Linked DNA regions of Homo sapiens: all the other regions are linked to region 4. A link is a contact called in ENCODE Hi-C or POLR2A ChIA-PET data. All regions are on one chromosome and are shown on one strand. Each heading gives the region's core, a stretch centred on a gene start or an enhancer-like site at or near the end of the contact. The rest is flanking DNA. Distances are from core to core; before and after follow the strand shown. Region 1 overlaps PPP3R1 (protein phosphatase 3 regulatory subunit B, alpha). Region 2 holds the start of PROKR1 (prokineticin receptor 1). Region 3 overlaps PPP3R1 (protein phosphatase 3 regulatory subunit B, alpha). Region 4 overlaps PLEK (pleckstrin).

What was found. A loop is a pair of places that touch in the nucleus more often than their neighbours do. ChIA-PET counts read pairs that join two places held with the same protein, here RNA polymerase II (POLR2A). Pooled maps may share reads with other maps.
Region 1: a loop to region 4 is called in a pooled map, with 5 times the contacts of the local background. The contact joins two enhancer-like sites. A Hi-C loop is called at or near these places in 3 of 37 single-sample maps with no recorded cell type and 8 of 50 pooled maps. POLR2A ChIA-PET finds 5 or more read pairs at or near these places in 4 of 52 experiments (CD8-positive, alpha-beta T cell, CD8-positive, alpha-beta memory T cell, T-cell and 1 more).
Region 2: POLR2A ChIA-PET joins it to region 4 with 12 read pairs in naive thymus-derived CD4-positive, alpha-beta T cell. The contact joins the promoter of PROKR1 here to the enhancer-like site in region 4. A Hi-C loop is called at or near these places in 1 of 168 maps with a recorded cell type or tissue (naive thymus-derived CD4-positive, alpha-beta T cell) and 7 of 50 pooled maps. POLR2A ChIA-PET finds 5 or more read pairs at or near these places in 1 of 52 experiments (naive thymus-derived CD4-positive, alpha-beta T cell).
Region 3: POLR2A ChIA-PET joins it to region 4 with 34 read pairs in activated naive CD4-positive, alpha-beta T cell. The contact joins two enhancer-like sites. A Hi-C loop is called at or near these places in 2 of 50 pooled maps. POLR2A ChIA-PET finds 5 or more read pairs at or near these places in 4 of 52 experiments (CD8-positive, alpha-beta T cell, H1, T-cell and 1 more).

The regions. Positions count from the first base shown.
Region 1 is chr2:68,201,878-68,208,261 of GRCh38, reverse strand. The region is part of intron 2 of PPP3R1 (protein phosphatase 3 regulatory subunit B, alpha); the gene reads left to right. Among named protein-coding and RNA genes, the nearest start is that of PPP3R1-AS1, 47 kb to the left of the region's middle. RefSeq lists an enhancer at 2,194-2,694. Within about 2 kb of position 4,566, at least 4 of the 41 ENCODE cell types and tissues checked have a DNase peak (open chromatin) inside an H3K27ac peak, as active enhancers do; they include CD8-positive, alpha-beta T cell, where a contact is called at or near this core.
Region 2 is chr2:68,640,439-68,646,243 of GRCh38, reverse strand. PROKR1 (prokineticin receptor 1) reads right to left here and starts at 2,665. Exons shown (of 3, transcript NM_138964.4): 1 at 2,396-2,665; 2 at 1-582. The coding sequence starts at 422.
Region 3 is chr2:68,222,810-68,228,556 of GRCh38, reverse strand. The region is part of intron 1 of PPP3R1 (protein phosphatase 3 regulatory subunit B, alpha); the gene reads left to right. Among named protein-coding and RNA genes, the nearest start is that of PPP3R1-AS1, 26 kb to the left of the region's middle. Within about 2 kb of position 3,201, at least 7 of the 41 ENCODE cell types and tissues checked have a DNase peak (open chromatin) inside an H3K27ac peak, as active enhancers do.
Region 4 is chr2:68,386,328-68,392,640 of GRCh38, reverse strand. PLEK (pleckstrin) reads right to left here. Exons shown (of 9, transcript NM_002664.3): 5 at 5,955-6,139; 6 at 4,150-4,254. Among named protein-coding and RNA genes, the nearest start is that of PLEK, 24 kb to the right of the region's middle. RefSeq lists enhancers at 3,446-3,495, 4,746-5,165, 5,186-5,365. Within about 2 kb of position 4,945, at least 7 of the 41 ENCODE cell types and tissues checked have a DNase peak (open chromatin) inside an H3K27ac peak, as active enhancers do; they include CD8-positive, alpha-beta T cell, where a contact is called at or near this core.

The DNA.
Region 1 (6,384 bases), core at 3,317-5,816, 180 kb after region 4:
CTTATCTACAGAATATGGTCTACACAGAAGTTACAGACTGGTGCTTTGGGTGTTATGTAGATCTATAATACTTGTCTCTGGTAAAGTCAGTGAGTCGGGCGTTTTTTGAGACAGCAGTTTTGCTCTTGTTGCCCAGGCTGGAGTGCAATGGCGTGGTCTCGGCTCACTGCAACCTCCACCTCCTGGGTTTAAGCAGTTCTCTCTCAGCCTCCCAAGTAGCTGGGATTACAGGCACCCACCACCACGCCTGGCTAATTTTTGTATTTTTAGTAGAGATGAGGTTTCACCATGTTGGCAAGGCTTGTCTCGAACTCCTGATCCCAGGCGAGCCGCCTGCCTCGGCCTCCTAAAGTGCTGGCATTGCAGGCGTGAGCCACTGCGCCCTGCAATGAGTCTGTTTTATAGTTTCTCTAGAATTGAAAGAGTTCCACTCAAAATTGAGCTTCTGTTTACCATTTAGTTTGAGCATGTGACGTGAATTATTCCTCCACTTGATAGTGGAAAGAAAGAGGTGCAGAGGTCTGTAATTAGGCTTTAGGCTGCATTAGAGTTGGGATTGATTGTGGCTAGCATAAACTCCAATGGGGATGAGGTACTAGGACATTAATTTTTTATTTCTCAGTCAAAGAACAGAAGTCTTGAGGGAACCATAGTTCACAGATTCTTTTCTGCTGCTCATTCTTTAAATCTGGGACTGAGGGCCAGAGAAAAATGTCCTAGGGCAAAAGGCAGATAGATGTTCCTTACGTACATCTGGGATGGCAAAAGTCATGGTTTTTTATTTGTGTGGTAAGCATTTGAAATAAGATTTCATACACTGTTAAAGCTGTCCTTTTCAGTTAATCCTCAGAACTTAGTAGTAAGTCTTCTTTCTTATCACTTTAATCAATACTTTGATTAAACTGTTGAGCCTTGTCACTAAAGATCTATACTTGTCATTGTTCAGCCAGCTGTGAATCTATCTAAATTATTTTGTCTGTTATGTAGTTCTTTTTTCCTGCTTGGTTCACTAGAATCTTACATGCTTTTTTTTTTTTTTTATCATATTTTCCTGACTATTTGGATCAATTTCCCAAAAATGACCTTCTCCACATTAAAACTGCCACTTTTTTTGTTCACCCACACATTGTAGTAATTTTTTTTTTTTGCTTTTTTTTTTCCCAAAACCTCTTTACTATTGGAAGAGCTTAGTTTTATCTGTGAATAGTGCTTTCATATTATAAGATTGTTGAAATCAGTCCTTGACACACTTCACTATTTATACTTCCCTATTTAGGTTAATTCCTGTCATGCCTTCTCATCCCTTCCATACCTAGCTCAAGCCAGTGTTCTCTGTTTGTCCTTATTTAATTGCCCCAGCCACAGTGTCCTCTCAGCTTTTCTTCTTTCAGTGTAGTTGTGCTACTTTTTAAAAAAGTTTAACAGGACTCTAAATTATATGCTGTAACATACTGTATTCTTTCCTGTGCCACACAGATAAGTAAGCACCTACCAAGTACTTATGGATTAGCCACTGGGAAAAAGGGAAATACATAGATTATTACAGTATGGGTAAACTATTACGAGAAATAAAAACACAGGTTCCAAGGAGGAAAAATGACCTTTGGTTAAGGAAATTAAGAAAAGCCTCCTGGAAGGGGTGACATTTGAAAGCTGTGTAGGATTAGAATGTGGATTAATTCTTTGACCTGTGTAGTTATTTCTCTCAGTCTCCTTATATGTTACCGACATCATCAGCATTCTACCCAAACTTGCCTGCATTACCTGGTTTTAATAAATGATTTTGCTCCTAATGCTTGAGAAAACTAGGGACTGAGAAAACTTGGGGATGATTTAAGTGTTGGCCTCCCCCCTCACCTCTGCCTGCCACAAGAGAAACTTGTCTGATCTCACATTTAATCTTAACCTCCTTTCCTTCAGTATCAGGCCTCCCTTTTTCATGGTTAGCCCTTCCCCTGTGCTTTTGATCTTGTGCTATCTCATCTCTAGGATCTTACTTTGTTAAGTTTCTCTTTATTTTCCCATATGTCTTCAGCTTCTTCCTCTCTTCAGTTTATAACACAGTCGACTTCTCTTTGATTTTGATCCTGCATGTACCTGGAAGTTTCTCTCTGTTCTTTCACGTATTTGAACCTTTTAAGAGCCGCCGGGCGCGGTGGCTCACGCCTGTAATCCCAGCACTTTGGGAGGCCGAGGCGGGCGGATCACCTGAGGTCCGGAGTTCAAGACCAGCCTGACCAACATGGAGAAACCCCGTCTCTACTAAAAATACAAAATTAGCCGAGTGTGGTGGCGCATCCCTAAATCCCAGCTACTCAGGTGGCTGAGGCAGGAGAATGGCTTGAACCCAGGAGGTGGAGGTTGCTGTGAGCCGAGATCGCGCCATTGCACTCCAGCCTGGGCAACAAGAGCGAAACCCCCTCTCAAAAAAAAAAGAAGAGCCTACACAATCACCTTTATTTCCTTATTTCTGCTAATTTCTTGGTCTACTGCAATCTGGCTTTCGGCTGCTATAACTCCACGGACACTGCTATCAAGGTCATCTTCATTTTATCAACACATTGTCTAATTGCCACATCTGGATTGATTTAAAAAATCTACAAAATCACTTGTGACCTTTGGGGAAATTTGAACACTGATTATTTGATACCAAATAATTAATTTTTAGGTGTGATAATGTTATGATGTGTTAAAGAGTTTTTATCTTTTAGAGATAATACTGTTTAGGCTAGGTGCAGTGGCTCACCCCTGTAATCCCAGCACTTTGGGAGGCCGAGGTGGGTGGATCACCTGAGTTCGAGACCAGCCTGACTGACATGGTGAAACCCCATCTCTACTAAAAATGTAAAAAGTTAGCAGGGCATGGTGGTGCATGCCTGTAAACCCAGCTACTTGGGAGGCTGAGGCAGGAGAATTGCTTGAACCCGGGAGGCAGAGGTGGCAGTGAGCTGAGATTGCGCCATTGCACTGCAGCCTGGGCAACGAGTGAAACGCCGTTTCAAAAAAAAAAAAAAAAAAAGATAATACTGATTACTTACAAGGAAATGATATGTCTGGGATTTGCTCTGAAATAACTGGGGTGGGATATAGATAACATTTTTCTTATGTTTAATGGTTGAAACTGGATGATGAGCATATAGAATTCATTATACTCTTTTTTCAAACTTTGTGTGTGTTTGAAATTTTCTATTATTGAAAAGTTGGGGCTTTTTAAATAAATGGAAAAGGGGAGAAGGAAGTAACCAAGAATAAAATCAATAAGAAATAATTATTTAATTACAATTCAGAATGGCATGCAGACTGTAAACTTTAATAATAAGTGGCTGTTCAAACTAATTTTCACCAGTAAAAGAATTGGGACTTTGACAGTGGAAGCATAATGCCTGGCATAAAGCAGATGCTGAGTAAATAATTGGTTGACTGAATTAGCTAGCAAGAGCTCAGAGCTGGATTACATAGACAACTCGTTGGATAATTTTAAAGGCTGTATACCTTTGGGAAAACCTGGTAGTTACTAGTCACCCCATTTGTTTTCATAAATAATAACAATCCATAATGGTATGGTGCTTACCATGTCCCAGGAATTATTCTAAGCGTTTTACATACATTAATTCTTTTAATTCTCATATTAGCCTCAGGAGAGGGGCACAATTACTTTCCCCATTGTACAGATGAGGAAATAGAAGCAAAGAGACTTTAAATAACTGGCTTAAGTCACACAGCAGGTGAAGTAACAAAGCCATGATTTGATCTTAGGCCATCATGTTTCATAGTCAATATTTTTAATCATAGTATTATATAGTCTGTCTTCAGTAAATCTTACAAAATTAATGTTATAATTGTCTACATGAATAATTCTAGGCAAGACTAGATTTGTCTAAGACATAGGTATTCTGATATATATATATCAGAATATATATATATAGTGTGTGTGTGTATATATATGTATATGTCATTCAATTCAGTGTTGGATTTTTATTGAATTTATTCTAGGCCGTTGTGACTTTATTTCTGTCTGTTGGCTAACCTCTCTGGACTAGGAAATGTATACTCTGTTGAGGTGATTTGCTCAAAGTGGAAGCCTTAGTTCTAACTTGGCATGATAACTTTGGAAAAGTGACTGAGTGCAAGATACTACCTTAGATAATTTAAGCAGAAGACTAGATTGGGGCACAATTGAAAGTAAGAGTGGAAAATCAGATTCAGCTAATTTTTGATAAAGCCAGTGTAATTCTGAGTGGTTTAGATAAAATTAGTAAACACAAGGGCTGTTTTGTAGACTAAATGTAGGTGAAAGATTAAATCTTTTATCTAAAAAGATGTCTCATCTCTCTTTTGTTAGAAGGTCCCCTAAGAAGAGCTTGGCAGACTCTGAAGGAACCTCTCCTTTTGCATAATGAACTGCCAGTAGAAACCCTTCTAGCCGTTAGAACGCTGTTTCTGTTTTTAGTAAACAGTTTCACATTCAGGCAGTTTTGTTTCTGGTTTGAGTATTTACAGGTGATGTGAAAGTTTAAGGATAATAACTTTGCTGTTAATGTCTGCTCTTAATCACATTCGTCTCAGGGAGGTTTGCTGTTTTGAAAACAGTGTTTTCAGAGAAAAAGGTTATCTGTAGTTAATTTGATTTCCTCTTTCATTTCAGCATTTTTTTTTTTTTGAGACAGAGTTTCTTTCTTGTTGCCCAGGCTGGAGTGCAATGGCGCGATCTCGGCACACTGCAACCTCTGCCTCCTGGGTTCAAGCTATTCACCTGCCTCAGCCTCCCGAGTAGCTGGGATTACAAGCATGTGCCACCACACCTGGTTAATTTTGTATTTGTATTAGAGACAAGGTTTCACCATGTTGGTCAGGCTGGTGTTGAACTCCTGACCTCAGGTGATCCACCCGCCTTGGCCTCCCAAAGTGGTGGGATTACAGGTGTGAGCCACTGTGCCTGGCCCTAAAATGCCATTTATTGTTAAAACATTGTATGCCGTTAATTTTGAAATTGACTTGTGCAGTTGTTGCTTTACATTAACATCTTCATAAATTTATTATACAGTTAATGTTTCTTAGACAGTTTACCAGCTGTCATTTATCATTTACTTGGTAATTTAGTGATCTCAATTCTGATTTAATTCACCTAGTCACTGAGAATTACTTATGCTTTGCTTGCTCTCAGTAAAGCATTAGAATTAAGTAATGACGAGAAGAACAAAGGATTTTCTTAAGTATAGTACATGAACTTAAATAGTTTGGGTTACCTTGTTTTAGTGTTACAGACGGTTTTTAATAATCCCTGGATTCAAATTAGCCGGGTATGGTGGTGGGTGCCTGTAGTCCCAGCTACTCGGGAGGCTGAGGCAGGAGAATGGCGTGAACCTGGGAGGCGAAGCTTGCAGTGAGCTGAGATCATGCCACTGCACTCCAGCCTGGGCGACAGAGCGAGACTCCGTCTCAAAAAAAAAAAAAAAAAAAAAAAAAAAATTCCCTGAACTCTCTAGTATATATTAAATATTTCAAGTTTTTAAACAAGTAGTCTCAAGTAAAGGACTGGCCGGGCACAGTGGCTTACACCTGTAATCCCAGCACTTTGGGAGACCGAGGCAAGTGGATCACCTGAGGTCGGGAGTTCGTGACCAGCCTGGCCAACATGGTGAAACCTCGTCTCTACTAAAAATAGAAAAATTAGCCGGGCATGGTTGTGGGTGCCCGTAATCCCAGCTACTTGGAAGGCTGAGACAGGAGAATCACTTGAACCCAGGAGGCAGAGGTTGCAGTGAGCCGAGTCTGTGTCATTGCACTCCAGCGTGGGAGACAGAGCGAGACTCCATCTCAAAAAACAACAACAACAACAACAACAACAACAACAAAAAACGAAAAAAGAAAAGGAAGGACTGGCTTTATTTGCTTTATCCACACTGTCAAATTTTGGTATTGTGGCAGCACTAAGAAATTTGTAGTTTCGGTAATGAGGTTCATGACATATAGTAATCTCGTTATCTAGCACAAATTTGAGTAATTTGAAGAAATCAGTTACTTTAGCTAGTGAAAAAGTCTAGCTATCTGCGTAACAAAAATAAAACTTCTTGAATCTTTCTCAGAATGTTAGAGCAAAAGATAAAAGATATGGAAAAATGTGCAAGGAAAGAATGATTTGGAGAACACAGAGTGATAGCGTCTGACTGAAAGAAATTTCAGGAGCTGTATTAGATAACATAGAAGGGGAAATAATCAGTGAAATAAAAGGAGAAATTTCTCTTTCTTGAAAAATTGAATCTTTTGTTTAAAAGCATTCTGATTGCCAAGATTAGATGAAAGAACATCTATGTTTAGTTTCAACTTTTGTAATTTTAAAATTTCAAGAGTAAAAAAACCCTAAAAGCCTCCAGACATAGAAGT
Region 2 (5,805 bases), core at 1,416-3,915, 260 kb before region 4:
TTGACAGAGGTGCACAGGACGTGGCCGTGCTCCCAGGAGAGCTGGCGCACCACATAGTAGTCCATCTCAAAGGGGCAGCAGACAATGGCCACCAGGAAGTCAGAGATGGCCAGGTTGGCGATGAGCAGGTTGGTGAGGTTGCGCAGTTTCTTGTAGCGGACCAGGGCAGCGATAAAGATGAAGTTTCCAATGCCGCAGACCAGCATGATGCCCACCAGGGCCATCCCAATGACAATCTTGGCAGCAAAGAACGTCCTGGAATTGGTCACATCCTCATCTTCATCCAAAGGCATATCATAGTCGCTGTAGCTGAAGTTGAATGGGAAGGAAGTGGCATGGGCTCCATGAGGGTTGAGCACAGAAAGGAAGCTGGTGGAAGTGTTGGTGGCATTGTCATCCATGAACCCCATGGTGGTCTCCATCTGGCCAGGTGGTGCTGTGAGCAACACTGCTCAGAATTCCCCAGGGCAATGTCTGCAAGGCTGATGTCACCCCTCTCTGCTATCAGCCAGCTCTCCCTTAATGAGTCAGAATGTCTCTGCCAGCATCTTTGGGGTATGGTATCTGAGCTCCATTCTAAACCTTTGAAAGACATACAAACAGTTGGCTATATGTTGCAGTAAAGCTGGCCAAATTCAAAACCACCCTGTAACCTAAGCAGACCTATTAGCTCCCTGCCCAGAGTGAACATAGGGTGATGGAGTGGAAATAAAGGAACCAATGAGAGAAAATGAATGAAAACCACATACTCAATTAGGGAAGGGTGGATTGCTATAGAGACAATCAAGCACTGGCTCAGTTTATTTCTGTTCCACTGAAGACTCAGAAGTGTTGCACCTTTTCTCAAGGACAAAAGTTGGGAGTGTGGGGAGGCTGAAGAGAAAGAAATTTCTTTAAATGCTATTTAAGAGGGAGGGCTTTCAGACAAGCCTGTCTGCTCTCCTTGCTCTTCTGGCAGAACATGGCTCTAAAATCACAGAGCCATAGAGCAGCCACCTTCCTCACTATTTGCTGGACTTCCTGTTCCCACATTAGAACCTGCTATGACCCTAGAAGCTGGGAACAGCATTTATGAAGGCCTGTCCCCAGACAGAGGCTGTAGGGTAAAGTCACAGCCTGTGACTAACCAAGTGATGAGAATGGGGACGCTAGAGCAAAATTTTTCCTTGGCTGGTTGAGTGTCCAGGGGTAAATAGCTTAAACACTCAGAGGTTCAACTTCTGCCAGGCAGGAGATCAATAATGTCTGCACAGCCTGGAGCTCCCTGGAGGAGAGTGTTACACCCTAGAACTGCAAGGAGTTACTACTGCGCTCTCAGGCCTCCTCTGTCAGCTGCAAGGAAGGGGAGCGAAATCCTGATACAGGGACTCCACCACACCACATAATGGGGCTGGGGTGAGGGGTCTAGGGGGGTGTCAGCTGCCCTGGTGGGGACAGGGAGGCAGCCAGAGTCCCCCTGTCCCCTGCTCTCTCCCTGCAGTCCCTCCCAAACCCTGAAGACATCAGACCAGGGAGTGGGACGTAGAAGGAGGGCTGAGGTCTGGAGAGCACCCTAAAACAAATGTCAGGAGAACAGAGGGAAGAATGCAAGCCAGAGTTTTCCTGGGAAAGGAAGATGAGGAAGATGCCCAGGACCCCACCTCCCCACCCCCAGGAAAGCCTGCTCTCCATATTCCTCCGAGGCAAAACATCTGGAGCCTGTCTTCTTGGGGCCAAGTTTAAAGTCCCTCTGCGCCCCAGTGAGGCTCAGCCCCATTGCTGCCTCTCTGTCCTAACTCCTTACCCTGATTTTTTCCTTCCTCCGAGCTCTCAATTCTGTCTGGCTCAGCCCTTGCCCTCTGCCCACTCAGGGAGGAGAGGCAGAACTCAGCTGAAAAGAAGGAGGGGGGCAGGCTTGGAACCCAGGCGGGACAAGCCCCACTCCTTGCAGGTCCCGTGGGTCGCAGAGGCATGCCACTCCTGGAGGGGTACCCCTACAAGCATGCTACCTGAAGGGTCAAAGTAGTGTTTAAAAGCAAAGAATACAGAAGCTTCGGGGGTGGAGAGGAGGGCGTCACGAGATTAAGGATGATTGTCCAGAGGTCTTTTCTCCTTTATTCTCACCGTTCAGAGGGGAACCCCAATCCTACCCCCACCTGGTGACCTCTCGATCGCTAGAAGCCTCTCTCACAAACCCCTGCTGGCAAGTCCCCCGCCTGCTCCCAACTTTCTCCCTGGAGCCTGGGCAGCTTCCCCTAAGGACAGAGGAGGGGAAGCCTGGCTCTCCTGAAGAAACTCACAGGAGTGAATCCCTGGCAAAGTCCCCTCTTCACTCAGAAGCCGCCGCACCCCACGGCCGCAGCCAGTGCAGCGCGGGGTCCCTGGAGCATCCTCCCCGGGAGGGCGCGCTCTGTACCTGCGGCATCGCGGAGCCCGGCAGGCAAGGTCCGGGTTTCTTATTCCGGGGCCGGATCAGGAGACGCTTCTTCCAGAAGCCGGCAGGCGAAGGGCAGGTCCCCGCTCCCTTCCTCCTCTGCTCGGGGCTCTTTCCCGGCTCTGGCGGGGGAGTTACCTTCGCGCCGCCGCTGCAGATCCCCCGACCCGGCCCGCGCCGGACTCCCTGTCCCCGCCTCCGGTGGCCGTGAGGCGCCGAGGTGCGGGCTCTTGGCGAGGCGTGTCGCCAGCTGGGCTGCAGAGGCCGGGATCGCCCTGGGCGGGAGCGTCCGGATCGCCCTGGGCGGGAGCGTCTGGAGCTCCCAGGCGGCAGCTCGCGACGAGGACGCGCGGGAGGGAGCCGGGCCAGGCGGGCTGCGCGTTGCCCGGCTCAGGCTTCGGAACGGCCGCCTGGGGCAGGAACGGGGTCGCTGGGGCTCCGGGCAGGGCTCTGCGTCAATCCCGCGCCGGGGGCACCCATGCAGGGCGGCTGTGCCCGCCTCGGGGCACGGGGCTCCTCGGCGGCTCACCTTGGCAGCCCAGCGCCGTCGGAGTGGACGGACACGGCCCCGCTCAGCCGCGAGCTTGCAAAGGACCGAGGAGCCTCCCCCGCTGCTCACACACCTCCTCAGGGGACACTCAGGGGCCGGCCCCAACCTGGTCCCCTGGGCCAGCCTGAACGGACACCAGGGCCATCTTTGTTGCCAGCTGCCCTACCTCTCCGTAAAAGAGGCTCAGAGAAGTGCTTTCTGGAGAGCAAACAAGGGGGCGGGGTAGCACACTGGAGAGAGGAAGGACCCCCGCCCAGGGATGTCTGCTTAGAAGGCTGGGACGGACAGCGCTGACTTACAGAGCACAGTCTACCTTTACAAGCCCATAGATTCCTCAAAACGTGAGGCATATAGTCCCGCAATCCCACTCCAAGGTATGTAACCCCAAACTATTGAAAGCAGGGACACACATACACTGATGTTCATGGCAGCACTATTCACAGTAGCCAAAAGACAGAAACAACCCAAATGTCCATCAGCTAAGTGGATTAACAAAATACATATAGTATATACATGCAATAGAATATTATCCAGCTGTAAAAAGAAATGATAACAAGTGTTGGTGAGAATGTGGAGAAACTGGAACCCTGTGCACTGTCGGTAGGAAAGTAAAATGGTGAAGCCACTGTAGAAAACAGTATAGGGTTTCCTCAAAAAGTTAAAAAATACAATTACCATATGATCGAGTGTTTCCACTTCCGGGTGTCTAACCCAAAAAATTAAAAGCAGGGTGATACGGTTTGGCTGTGTCCCCACCCAAATCTCAACTTGAATTGTATCTCCCAGAATTCCCACGTATTGTGGGAGGGACCCAGGGGAAGGTAATTGAATCATGGGAGCCTGTTTTTCCCATGCTATTCTCGTGATAGTGAATAAGCCTGACGAGATCCTGTGGGTTTATCAGGGGTTTCCACTTTTGCTTCTCCCTCAGTTTCCTCTTGATGCTACCACGTAAGGAATGCCTTTCACCTCCTGCCTTGATTCTGAGGCCTCCCCAGTCATGTGGAACTGTAAGTCCAATTAAACCTCCTTTTGTTCCCAGTTTCCGGTATGTCTTTATCAGCAGTGTGCAAGTGAACTAATACACAGGGTCTCAAAGGCATGTTTGTACATCCATGTTCATAGCAGCATTATTCACCATAGCGAAAACATGGAAACAATCCAAATGTCCATCAATGATGAAGGGACAAACAAAATGCTCCACATACACACATACACTCACATGGGAACTTCCAAAAGTTTGTGGGAAAATGGAATTAAAAGATAAAAATACATAAACTTTAGCTCTCAGCATAAGCTCCATCACGTTCAAGATGCTTTTGTAATGATGGCAGACATTTAGTCCATCTCTAAAGGACTAAGGATCCTGGGAATTTTTCTATTTTATTTATTTATTTTTATTTTTTTGTTAAAACAGGGTCTGGCTAGGTTGCTCAGGCTGGTCTCAAACTCCTGGCCTCAAGCAATCCTCTCACCTCAGCCTCCCAAAATGCTGGGATTACAAGCATGAGCCACCAGGCCTGGCATGGGTCCTGGGAACTTAACCATGTCAATGAAGCCCTTTTTTTTTACATTATTAACGTAAGAAAAATAGCTGCTCCTTAAAGACTTTTTAAGATTAGGAAATGAAGTCAGAAAGAGCCAAATCAGGATGGTAAGAAGGATGGCTAATAATTGCCCTTGTTCAATTAGAGGAATGAGCAGTAGTATTGTCATGGTGGAGAAGGACTCTTTGGTGGAGCTTTTTCAGGCATTTTTTCTGCTAAAGCTTTGGCTAATTTCTCAAAATACCCTCATAATAAGCAGATATTTCATTCTTTGGCCCTCTACAGAAAATCACATGCAAAATACTGTGAGCATCCCCCAAAAACTATTGCTATGACCTTTGCTCTTGATTAGTTTGCTTTTGCTTTGTCTGAACCACTTCCACCTCTTGGTAGCCATTGCTTTGATTGTGCTTTGTCTTCTGGATCACACTTGTAAAGCCTGTTTTTTCTGTTATTACAGTTCTTCAAAGAAATCTTTCATGATCTTGATCCCGCTTGTTTCGTATTTCCATTGAAAGCTCTATTCTTGTCTACAGCTGATCTGGTCACAACAATTTTGGCACCCATCAAGTGGAAAGTGTGCTCAACTTTAATCTGCCAGTCAGAAATGAGTAAGTTCAACCAACTGAGGTGTCTGTGGTGTTGGTTATGTTTATGCTGTTAATCATCAGTCCTCTTCAATTAGGGCATGAATAAGGTTAATTTTTTTCTCACAAATTATGTGGATGGTCTGCTGCTGCAGACTTCATCTTCAACATCCTCTCGTCCCTTCCTGAAATGAGTATCCACTTGTAAACCGCTGATATCTTTGGGTCATTGCCCACAAAAAGCTCTTCGTAAAGTATCAGTGATTTCACCATTCTTCCACCCAAGCTTCACCATAAATTTCATGTTTGCCGTTGCTTCAATTTTTCAGAATTCATGTTCCTCTGAGAGGGGCTCTTTTCAAACTGATATCTTATCCTTCTTAGTGACTCAAACTAGATCCTGTTCAGACATGTTGTAACAAATGAGTACGAGTTTATTTGGGTGCAAACAAAAATTGAAATCCATGCTTACTTTTTTCATAATATGCATGCTCCCCAAATTTTTGAAGCCCCTTCATGTGTATGTGTGTGCGTATATACACAGAATGCAATATTATTCAGCCTTCAAATGGAATGAAATTCTGACACATGCTACAACACGGATATACCTTGAAGACATTGTGCTAAGTGAAATAAGCCAGTCACAAAAGACAAATACTATATGATTCCACTTACATGAGGTAGCTAGAGTAGTCAAATTCATAGAGA
Region 3 (5,747 bases), core at 1,952-4,451, 160 kb after region 4:
AAATTACCATTATCAGGAATGAAATAGGGGACATCACTGTAGACCCTGCAGATGTGAAAAAAGATAAGGGGTTACTATGACCAATTTTATATACATAAATTTGACAACTTTGAAGTAATGAACCAGTTCCTTAAACACAAACTATCACACCTCTTCCAGTGTGAAATAGAATTTGAGTAGCCCTGTTTCCTTGATACCAAAATCCAAAAAAGATAACTATGGACCAACATCCTCATGTCAGTGTAGATGCAGAAATCCTTAAAACATTAACAAATAGAGTTAATATTTTTAAAAGATTATACACCATAATCAGTTATGGTGGTTTTATGGGTGCAAGGCTGGTTCACTATTTGAAACTTAGTCTGTATAATTATATTAATAGACTAAAGAATAAAACCCAAGACAAAACAAAAACTTAGAAAAATATAGAGGGAAATGTTATCAGTTGAATAAAGAACATCTGTGAAAACCTACAGCTGACATTATACTTAATGGCAAAAGACAGTACTTTCTCTGTAAGATCTGTAACAAAGCAAGGATTTCTGCCCTTTTTAGCGTAGTGCTGAAAGTTCTAGTCAGTGCAGTAATGCAGGAAAAGAATATAAAGGCATACAGATTGGAAAGAAGAAAAACGGATCCCGTTTGCAGATGGTATGACTATCTACATAGAAAATTTTCAAGAAATCTACAAAAAATAAAAGTACTAATGAATAAGTTCGGCGAAATTGTGCACAATACAAGATAAACACAAAAATTGTTGTTAACATTAAATAGTAGAAGGAAAAACAGGAATGGGGGTAATTTAGGTGTCATTTAATAGGAAATATAGTTTAACTGTCAAAGTGAGTAATAGGATCTTTAAAATAGTTAAACATATTATGTGCCTTCAAACATTTGCTGGATGGATTCACTCAAGTTATAGATTGTAATTATGGCAGCATTTATCAGACTAGAAATTTTAAGGTTTTTTTTTTTTCCCTCCTAAAATCATTAAAGAAGCTTGGATCTGTCATAGGTATGATTGGTTTTTATCTCTTGTTTCTGTCTTTTGATCTTTTCTGTCCCCGACATTCATGCATCCAAACACCTTTTGCTTTGTATTTAAGAATAAGGAGAATCTGTTCTAGAACAGTTACTAAGATGGTCAGTGACTTTACCCTAGAAAAAATTAATTTCATTATGATAATTACATTAATTGTGCAGTCATCAAGCTTTCAGCAGGTAAAGACATTTAGATTGATTCCTAAGATAACTTACTTTTCAAGTTCATGTTATTCAACATTTTTAAAAAATATTCTATTACGATTGTCAGTTTTGGGATCAGATCTGTAGGAATCAGGAAAATAAAGAAATTTTCTGGCAAAGAAATGAAAAAACTTGGTTCTCTTTGGTTTAGAGTTACTTTGATCTTAAAGTGACAAGGTTTGAAAGAATAAAAATAAACTTTATAGATGCATTCTGTAAAGCTTTGAATATTTCAGAGAATATGCAGTCAGAATATTTAGACATCTTTATCTAGTAGAGTTTAAGAGATGACAACATTTCCTTATTTGGTTATAGACTCTTTGTGAACTATAAATATTACTTCAGTATTAGAGTACTGTTTGCTTATTTAAAATGTATGCAGATCCAAATGCTTAATACTCATTATAAAAAGTGAGCATCAAAAGGAAAGAGAAAATCTAAAGTGCTTGAATAACTGGACTTTTAAGAATTCGGGTCTTCTAATGCCCTTAATCTAACCTTGTACTTTAACGCATTGATGCTTAAATTAGGACTTAAACCGTTCCAGACTTTTACCATGCACCTAATCAAATTCTTCCTTTAAAGTAAATTTAGGACAATGTTAAATCTGGCAAAGGATATCAAAAGATAGTAAGACAGTTGGTGCCTTCATGGAGTTTAAAATCAGGGAAGGAGACTAAGGGATGAATTATAAATGTCAAGATTACTGTAAGTGTAAATAGTTTTTGGTGTCTCATGATTCTGTAAGATTAATCTGGAAAATGTTATTTGCTATGAATACATTACCTTGAAATGTGTCTTATAAAAATAAATCCATATAGTTTGAATTTTGAATAATATGACAGCTGTGAAACTTTATTGTTTTAAAGAAAGTGATGAGATTGTTTCTAAACTGGAGACTAAAATTATGTATTAAGCAATTCCATTATATTTGGGACTAAGGTCCTTAATATTTTGAGTTATAAAAATCAGCTTTATTGAGGTACAACTTACCTATGGTAAAAACTAACTAGTTTTAAGTGCATAGTTAATGTGCCTTGATAAATGTATATAGTTTTGTAATCACCACAGTCAAGATGTAGAATAGGTCTATCACCCTGAAATGTTACCTGGTACCCTTTTGTGTTCACTCCCTGTTCTCCCCCTCTACCCCACAACACCTTAACTTTCAGTTACTGTAGTTTGTTTTTTTGTAGCATTTATAAATGGAACCATACAGCACATAGCTTTTTGTGTCTGGTTTCTTTTACTTAGCATATTGCTTTTGAGATTCATTATGTTATTGGGTGTATTAGTAGTCTTTTCCTATTCATTACCGAATAGTACTCCATTGTCTGGATATAACAGTTTATCTGTTCACCAGTTGAAGACATTTAGGTTGTTTCCAGATTGGTCTATTAAGAATAAAGCTGAATAAAGCTGCTGTGGACATGTGAGTACAGATTTCTGTGTGGACATGTTTTCATTTCTGGTTACACTAAGAGTCCAACACACTGTTTTTTTGAAATAGCGGTACAATTTTGAGTTCCCACTAGCAAGATATAAAATTTTCATTTGCTCTACATCTTCACCAACACTTTGGTATGTCAGTGTTTTTATTTTTAGCCGCATACACTATAAGTTTGGATATTAGTTTTCTGTTGCTGTGTAACAAATTCCCATAAACATAGTAGTCTAAAACAGCACTCATTTATTATTTCATAGTTCTGCAAATCAGAAGCTCACCACTGCATGACTGGGTTCCCTTCAGAGTATCACAAGGCTGAAATCAAGATGCCATCCAGACCAAGTTCTCCTGTGGAGGTTCTGGGGAAGTCTGCTTTCCAAGCTGTTCACGTTATTGGCAGAATTCAGCTCTTTGCCCTTATGAGATTGAGCACTCTGTTTCCTTGCTCCTGTTCACTAGAGGTCACTCTTATCCCCGTCAGGCTGCCTGCATTCAATGCCATGTGGCCTCTCCACTTCCCTTGTGTTGAATTCCTCTCCTGCTTTGACTCTTTCATTTTCACCTTCTTAGACCACACAGGGAAAATTGCTTTTAAAGGGCTCTTACAGGTCAGGGCCACCTGGATAAATCTTATCCAGAGGTGGTTGATTTGGGACCTTAATTACATGTGCAAAATCCTTCTGCAGCAGTAACTAGATGAGTGTTTGATTTAGTAATTGGGAGAAAAAGTATGTATACAAGGGGTTCAGAATTTCAAAGGGCTACCTAAGAATTCTGTTCACCACATAATCATTTATTCCACATCTTCAGTTACACTTTGTGTGTCCATTTTTAAATTATAGCCATATTTATTATGCCAGTTGCCTGTATAGTAATATCTCACTTTGGTTTTAACTTGCATTTCTCTAATGTCTAGTGATATTAAATGTCTTTTCATGTGTTTATTTGATGTTAATCATATCTTTTGTTGTGAAATATCTATTCAAGTCTTCATGTCATTTTTTTTAAATTGCATATTGCTATTCAGTTGTTGTAGCATCATTTGTTGCAAAGATTTTTTTTCCCCATTTAATTACCTGGAAACCTTTCTTGAAAATTGTGTGTGTGTGTTTACTTTATTCTGTCCAATTGATATTTGTCTGTTCTTACACCAGTACCACTCTTTTGATGACTAGCTTTATAACTTTTTTTTTTTTTTTCCTGAGACGAGTCTTGCTCTGCTGCCGAGGCTGGAGTGCAGTGGCGTGATTTCAGCTCACTGCAACCTCTGCTTCCCAGGTTCAAGTGATTCTCCTGCCTCAGCTTCCCGAGTAGCTGGGATTGCAGGCGCCTGCCACCACGCCCGGCTAGTTTTTTTTGTATTTTCAGTAGAGACAGGGTTTCACCATGTTGGTCAGGCTGGTTTCAAACTCCTGACCTCAAGTGATCCACTCGCCTCGGCCTCCCAAAGTGCTGGGATTACAGGCATGAGCTACCGCACCCAGCCCTTCATAACTCTTTAAGTCAGATATTGTTAAGTCCTTCACCATTGTTGTTTTTCATTCAGATCCCTTGGCTGTTAGGTTCTTTGCATCTCCATATGAATTTTAGAATTAGTTTATTGATTTCTATAAAATATTCTGCTGGGATTTTTATTAGGATTGTCTTCTATATGCAGATCATTATGGGAAGAATTGCCATCTTAACAACATTGAGCCTTCTGATCTATGAACAAATATAGCTGGGTTTTCTTAGATCTCTTTCTTAGCTATGTCTTATAGTCTTCATGTGTACTCCCTGCACATCTCTTATTAACTGTTTCTAAGTATTTTGTATTTTTGATGATTTTGTAAATGGAACTGCATTCTTAATTTCATTTTCCATGTTTCCAGAATATGAAATATATTTAACTTTTGTATATTGACCTTTTATCTTGCCGTCTTGCTTAATTCATTTATTAGTTTTGATAGCTTTTTAGTAATTTGCTTAGGATTTATGTACATACACAATTATGTCATCTGCAACGAAAGGCAGTTTATTCCTTTCCAATCTGTATACCTTTTGTTTTTTTTTTTTTTTGTCTTCCCTTTTGTATTTGTGCAGATGTCTTTATCTTGTTCTAATCTTAGGGAGAATCTTATTACATATGACACTTTTTGAAGAATTTTTGTAGATAACCTTTTATAGATAGAGAAATAGTCCTAGTTTGCTGAGTTACTCTTGTTTTATCAAAAATGGATGTTGCAATTTGTCAGATGCTTTTATTGCGTCTGTTTGGTTGGCCATGTGGTTTTTTTCTTTTTTTTTCCTCTGTTAATGTTGTGAATCACGTTGGTTTTGAATATTAAACCAACCTTCCATTGCTGGAATAATCCTCAGTCATGGTGTTTATTTTTGGATTCAATTTGCTAAGATATTTTTAAGGATTTTTACATTATTGGTCATAGAGAAACATTAGATATAGTTTTCTTTTGTTGTTGTTGTTGTTTTGAGACAGAGTCTCGCACTGTTGCCTAGGCTAGAGTGTAGTGGCGTGATCTCAGCTCACTGCAACTTCCACCTCCCAGGTTCAAGCGATTCTTCTGCCTCAGCGTCCCAAGTAGCTGGGATTGTACAGGTGCCTACCATCATGCTCAGCTGATTTTTGTATTCTTAGTAGAGATGGGTTTCAACATGTTGGCCAGGCTGGTCTTGAACTCCTGACCTTAAGTGATACTCCTGCCTCAGCCCCCCAAGTGTTAGGATTATAGGCGTGAGCCACCGCGCCCGGCCATAGTTTTCTTTTTTTGTGATACTGTCTGATTTTGGCATCACAGTAGTGCTGGCTTCATAAAATGAGTTCAGGACAGTACCCTTCCTTTCTGCTTTCTGAAATAATTTGTGTAGGATTGGTATGTTTTTGGATTTCATCTTTCTGATGAATTGGCTCTTTTTTAGCATTATGAAATGTATAATTCTCAAAATGTTTGCTTTTAAATCTGCCTTCTTACTATTTACTTTCTTTTTTTTCTCATTTGCTTTTTCTTTGTACCTATTTGTCTGCCTTTCATGGGATTGAGTATTCTTTCTGATTGTA
Region 4 (6,313 bases), core at 3,696-6,195:
TGGGTAGGAGGACAACTGACAACACAAGAGCAGAAGTGGGAATGCAAGAGACATACTCAGGTGTTGATGAATAAGACCAGTCTGGCTAGAATGTAGGGTTCATGAAGAGTAGCAGAGGCAAGGTGGGAAAAGTGGACAGAGATTTAGTGGAAATAAAAGGCAGGGTTTGTTGTTGATGGCTTTTGAGTAGGAAGTGAAAGAATTACAATTACATTTTAAGAAGATTAATATGGTGACAAAGTGCAGGATGGACCAGCTGGCTAGATTAAAGGAAAGCCCAGGAAAAGATGGTAAGTAAAAAAGAATTCATTAGGGAAGGATCACAATAATCCAGGCATAAAATCATTAGGAACTAAACCTTAGGTAGCTGCAGTAGGAATGGAAATGCCTGTTGCTGTAACAGACATGATGAAGGAAGAAGAAGAGGCGGAAGAGGAGGAGGAGGAGAAAGAAGAAGAAGAAGAAGGAGGAGGAGGAGAAAAGGGGGAGGAAGGTAGGAGGAAGGAAAGAGGAAGGAAGAAAGAAAGAAGAAGAAGAAAGAAGGTGACGACTTGGCCTTTCCCAACAGAATTAAACACTGACATTGTCTAGACTGAGTTTTAAGGGCAGGATTTGTGTCTTGCTTATCTTTGTTTCCCAGGGCCACAGTGCCTGGCATATAGCAGCTGCTTCATATCTGTTTGTACTTGCTGTGAGTTACCAAGTTATTTCCATTAGTGTGTAGCAGATTTTAAACTGTCATGGTAAACCTGACTCTATGATTTCCCACAGGAAATTCAAATGACTTAACTCCAGAAGCCAAAAATAGTATTATATTAAAAGATACGGAGTTTCTATCTTGCCAATACAAGAAATATTATTTGTAATTTCTAAAGCACCACATATTGGCAAGCATGTATACAAATTTTCCAACATTTTTCATTTTACTTGTGCTGAAAGCAATAAAACATGTGTGGTCTTAGCAAACAGTGCCTCCTTCATAAATCCAGAGGTGCTTCAAGGAAGCTTTCAGAAATGGGCCTAAGTTTTTTGGCAAAACATTTGGTGAAGGAACTCACTTCCAAAGAACTTTCTACTTCCTGAAGGATGGAGCTGGAACCCCTGCAGAGTCATATGCAAGGACAGAAAATATTCCTACCTGCTATATCATGTCCAAAATGGCTTTTGCAAAGCATAGACTTCCAAAAGTATACATTGCTGCTCTTTGCCTTAACTAATGTTGCCCTTCAGAATAACGACACTAAAGTTGCCACCCCATACCATTTCCTCTTCACTGACAGACACACATGTCATGCTGTATTATGCAATTGCTGGACAATCACCAACTTATTATGAGCCAATGGAAGAGGAAGGTAACAGGAGGATGTGAAATCAGCCAACCACCATATTCCCTTTAAGCCCTCACTGACATCACAATGTGACGTGTTGAAGAGTTGGAAGTTAGCAGGTACATTTCTGGTCATCTTTCACTTAATGAGCATTTTCTAAGGAGTATTAAGAAATGCATGTATGCCTCAGGTTTCCAAGAATTGTTACTGAACTGTCAAAGCCATCTACTTATATTTGACTTAATTAGCTCCCCAAGTGTTCATTGCCTATGATAAATCAAGAAGGATGCTGAACTCTGCAGCAGATACAAGAGAAGCATATATAACACATTGTTCCTCTCCCTCAAGGAATCTAAATGTGGTTGAGAATTAAACAAGCAGATGCTTTATTCATTGTCATAACAGAAACAATTATGTAAAAAGGGATTATACTGAATATAATCTAAGATCATTCATCCTCAAACTTGCTGCCAAGTAGGATTATTTATCCTGGGATGAGAAAATAATGGGGCAGGGATAATGGCCTCCAGTTAGCCACAGCTACTTCCCATCTGTGAGGCTTCCCATTATAACAAGCCTTCTATGAAGTTAATCCTGGCTAACTCCCAGCAGTAAACACAAGGGAGGCTTACTTTTGGAATTTTAAGAAAAAGTTTTTAAAATTCTGAAAATCCCTTGGGTGATTTTGATGTAAACTATGGTTACTAACCACTGAGCTAAGAGATTAGAAACATTAAGGGGAAGTGTCAATTCAAATCGAAGAGGTTTTTGCTCCCCAACCTCTGAAAAAAAATTCAGAGGAAAGAATATTGTAAAAGAACAAAATTCCTGAATGCACGTAGATTTCTGTTTTCTTCACATAAAAAGGAAGCTTCTAAGAAAGACTATTTAACTTGTATACTGATAATAGAATAAATTAGCTTTTAAGAAAAAGGCTGGCTCAGTGGTTCTCAGCTTTGGCTGCACATCAGAATCACTTGGGAGCTGTAAAAATCCAGAGGCTCTGATTAAATTGGCCTGGCATGCAGTTTTAACAGTTCCCTGGGAGATCCAAATGTGCACCAACCGAGCTAGCTAAGGCTAAATTGTACCTATCAAAGGCCAGACAAAGGAAGGCAAAGGAAAACACATAAGTTCAATCCTTGTCCCTATTGTCTTCAAAATACATCCAGACACTCATTACCCACACACAATTTTTGACCATCCCAGGTCTCCTACTGGGCTGCTTCACTGAGACGTGGCTCCAGTCCAGTCCCAACTTTATCTACTGTTAGCCTTCATCCTTGGCTTTCCAAGAGCCCCATTCTAGATTAGGGTTTGCCCAATCAACTAATTCAAGAAATAACTGATAACAATATAGAATTATGGAAGAAATCAACAAAATAAAGAAATTTCCTCCCAAGTTACTCTTCTTGTCTTAACAGCCACATTCCAGCACCTGCAATCAAAGAGCCAGGAACATAGGAATATTTGGCAAAACCAACGAGAAAGCAGCAGCGGGCAAACTGTCCGTAGGCAACTGCCCGAGCCTTCCCGGCATAAGGCTGGCTCTGCCCCATGCCTTTCTTTTAATCTAGCCAGCTGGTCACCCTGTCATAAAAAAATACTATAATAGTCCATGAATTCTTTATAAATTCTTGCCATATATTTCTTAGGACACTGTTCTCTTAAAACCTGATATGAAGGTAATTTTTCCATTCGAATGTCCCACTTCCCCCTGTGAAACTCAAAATCCATACCTATACCTCCTTTCAGCTATCCCAGCCCAGAGTCCCTCTTTATAAATGTAAATATGGGCTCTTCTCTGGTTCTTCCCTCCTTGCCCATTCCATTAATCACTAAGATGGACATTCAGGGTCCTAACATGAAATAAATCAGATCCCCCAGTCCCGTGGAGCCTATAGACAGTACATGGAAATCTCCTGATGGCAACAGATTCTCTCCATTATATACTGAGCAGCACTTTTAAGGCAGCTCACAGTGCAGCCAGGAAGGCAAGACCTTGGTCCTGCAAAGCAGCCTTGGCCTCTAAGATGCCTTGTGCAAGTATCAACTAGCTTCCCCCTGAATATTCTCATGTCTTCCTGCGACTTCCTCCACCAGGTACTGGTCCTGGCTTCCTCAGTCATCTTGGCCCCTGTCCATCTCTTACCTCTTGGCATCATATGCCTTGGCACCTGGTAACCGACTAGAGCTCCTCAGCACTCTCCAGCCCTTGCCTCCAAGACTGATGGTGGCCTGTACCTGTGGACACCTGGACATCCCCCCAGGACTCTGTCCATGCCCTCAATCTGCATTTGACTTTTGCCTGCTGTTCCTGTGAACTGGCCTCTGCATGCCCAGGTTTTGGTCTTGTCATGCCCTAAGCACAGACTGGAATGACTCTTCTTTGCTCTCAGTGGTGTACTCTGTTCCTCTTCTGGGTGTAGCCTGTTCCTGTTTTCCTGGTTGCTTTGAAGGGAGGAGGGACAGGTAAAATGGAAGTACTTTTACCATGAGACAGCTTTGTCTTTTGGATGGCATCTCTTAGACAATTTATCTCCTCCGGCCATATTTTTCTTGAAACACCTTTTTTTTTCCTATGATATTGATAAAAGAGGCATTTTCCTACTTTTAGGGACATCTTCTGCCCTGTCAAACTCAATCTTCCTGATCTAAAGCCACTTTGATATCTAAAGAGCTACTCATCTATCTTTCACTTTGTGGGTTTCATTTTCTGCTTGACTATTAACCAAACAAACCAAAAGTCACTGGGTAACTTAGAAACAAAAAGGACCTTGTAAAGGGAAAAGGCTAGATGGGAGCAGTTGTGGCCACTCACCTGCTTCAGTAAACATCCCTGCTTGATAATGACCCCTCTGAATTCTTCTTTCAGAATCACATCATCATCACTGGAATTCTCTTCACAGAAGAACCCACTGTCTGGCTGTTGGAAAATCAAACAGCAAGCTAACATCACCAGTCTTAGGCACATTGCAACTTGTGCCATCTCCATTCCCCCTCCCCTCCAGCCATGAGGGCAGCCTCCTCCTTTTTCCTCCATTCCTGTGTACATCCCAATCTGAACTTCAAAGGTCCTTGATGAGCGAGTTTCTCCTCCTCCTTTTACTTGCTTCCGGGGCTGTTCCTTTCTTGTCTCCACTCAGGTGTGATCTTGTCAATATCCTTTTATTCTGGAGGGTCTCCCAAGCTGTATCCTAACTTTAGCTCCATCTTCCTAACCAGGCACATGTCTGCCTTCAAAGCCTTCCTTCTCTTGGGATATCATGGTCACATCCTTGAAAGCAGGGCAGGCTAATTTCTCATTGGCAATACTATCACCAGCTCAACATTTGCCACTGAGCCCCCTCTTGGAGAAAAGTGACAGCATGTGTCCAGCCTCTTCCCCTGAGGTTATGAGGGAAGTGGGACTTGCTCAGCAAAAGTAGATGATGAATCAGACCGAGGAAGAGGAGCCACTGTGATGGGTATTTTTAGAATCCTGCATTGAAATGGCTATAAACGACCAGATCAAAGGACTGAAGAAAAAAAAAAAACAGACTGTGGAACTTCCCCTAAAGTGAAATGAAACCCTCTAGGGTGTTCACTTCATGTTTATAAGAAGAATGGTTCTCTTAGGTAACTTCCTAAATTCTGTGCTCTGATCCAAGATAGAAACAAAACTGCCAAAATCCCCCAAGAAATCCACCATTGCTCACATGGCCTAAGAACAGGTTCACATTGTATAATATAGTGTTTCCCAATCGTGGGTAAGCATACTGTGGGAGGTACACAAGATGACTGCAGGAAGTGACATCTGTGGACACATTTTGTATTAAGAGTCATGTGTTTTAACATACATTTGGAATAATGCACTTAATACATCAAACCTGTGATTTATAGACTCCTGTCTGGAAAGGAAGCTGCAGTAGGGCAGGATTTTTGCCTGTCCCTCCAGTACGCTTGTCTACGTGGCTGTATCTTCTTGTCTTAGAGAATGCTTGCCATGGACTAGGGTCTAAGACAGTTTTATAAATGAATTATTGCTTAGAATAAGAATAGATAGTTGGGAGGCAGAGGCAGGTGGATCACTTGAGGTCAGGAGTTCGAGACCAGCCTGGCCAACATGGTGAAACGCTGTCTTTACTAAAAATACGAAAATTAGCTGAGTGTGGTGGCGCATGCCTGTAATCCTAGCTACTCGGGAAGCTGAGACAGGAAAATCGCTTGAACCCGGGAGGCGGAGGTTGCAGTGAGCCGAGATGACACCACTGCACTCCAGCCTGGGTGACAGAGCAAGACTACATCTAAATAAATAAAAAATAATAATAAGTAAATAGGAAACAATAAACTTTAAAATGTCCTTTAAAAATTTTTTTTCAAGTAAACAGTAGTATCCTTTTATAATAACAAATTCACTTGGACAGGGCGAGTGTTGTAGAGAGGGCAGCTGTTGAGTTGGGAAATGCTGGTATAACAGAAGCTCTAAATGGGCCTGGGAGCTTCAGGTATTCCCTTGTTCTTCCTGGCTGACCTCCCTACCCGCTGCCTAACAGCGCTCTATAGATGTCTATGAACTGAAATCAATCTAGAATCTGCTCAGGGCAGCCTCCCTTACAGGAAGAAGAGATGGGGAGCTTTTCTTACAAAGTAGTAGAAGGCATCAGGGTTGTCCAGGAAAGGGTTTTCAGCAGTTCCATCCACTGCACTCTTGGACATGTCTCCAGCAGGCTGCAGATACCCCTCATTGAGCAGCGATGAAGCAATCATGAGGCCTTCCTGGCGATTCCTAACAGACTGGTTGGATACCAGCCAATCAATGACGCAGTTACCTAGATGGGACCAGCACAGGGAAGGTTAACTCTCCTTACCGAAGAACAAGCCCCTGACAATCACCCCTGAACTGACTCCAGCTCACCCACAGGTCTGACTTGTCTCGTCTCCCCTGTTATTTCAAGAAAGAGAAAACAAAATAAGTGGGATAGATACCCACTAGAAACAAACAA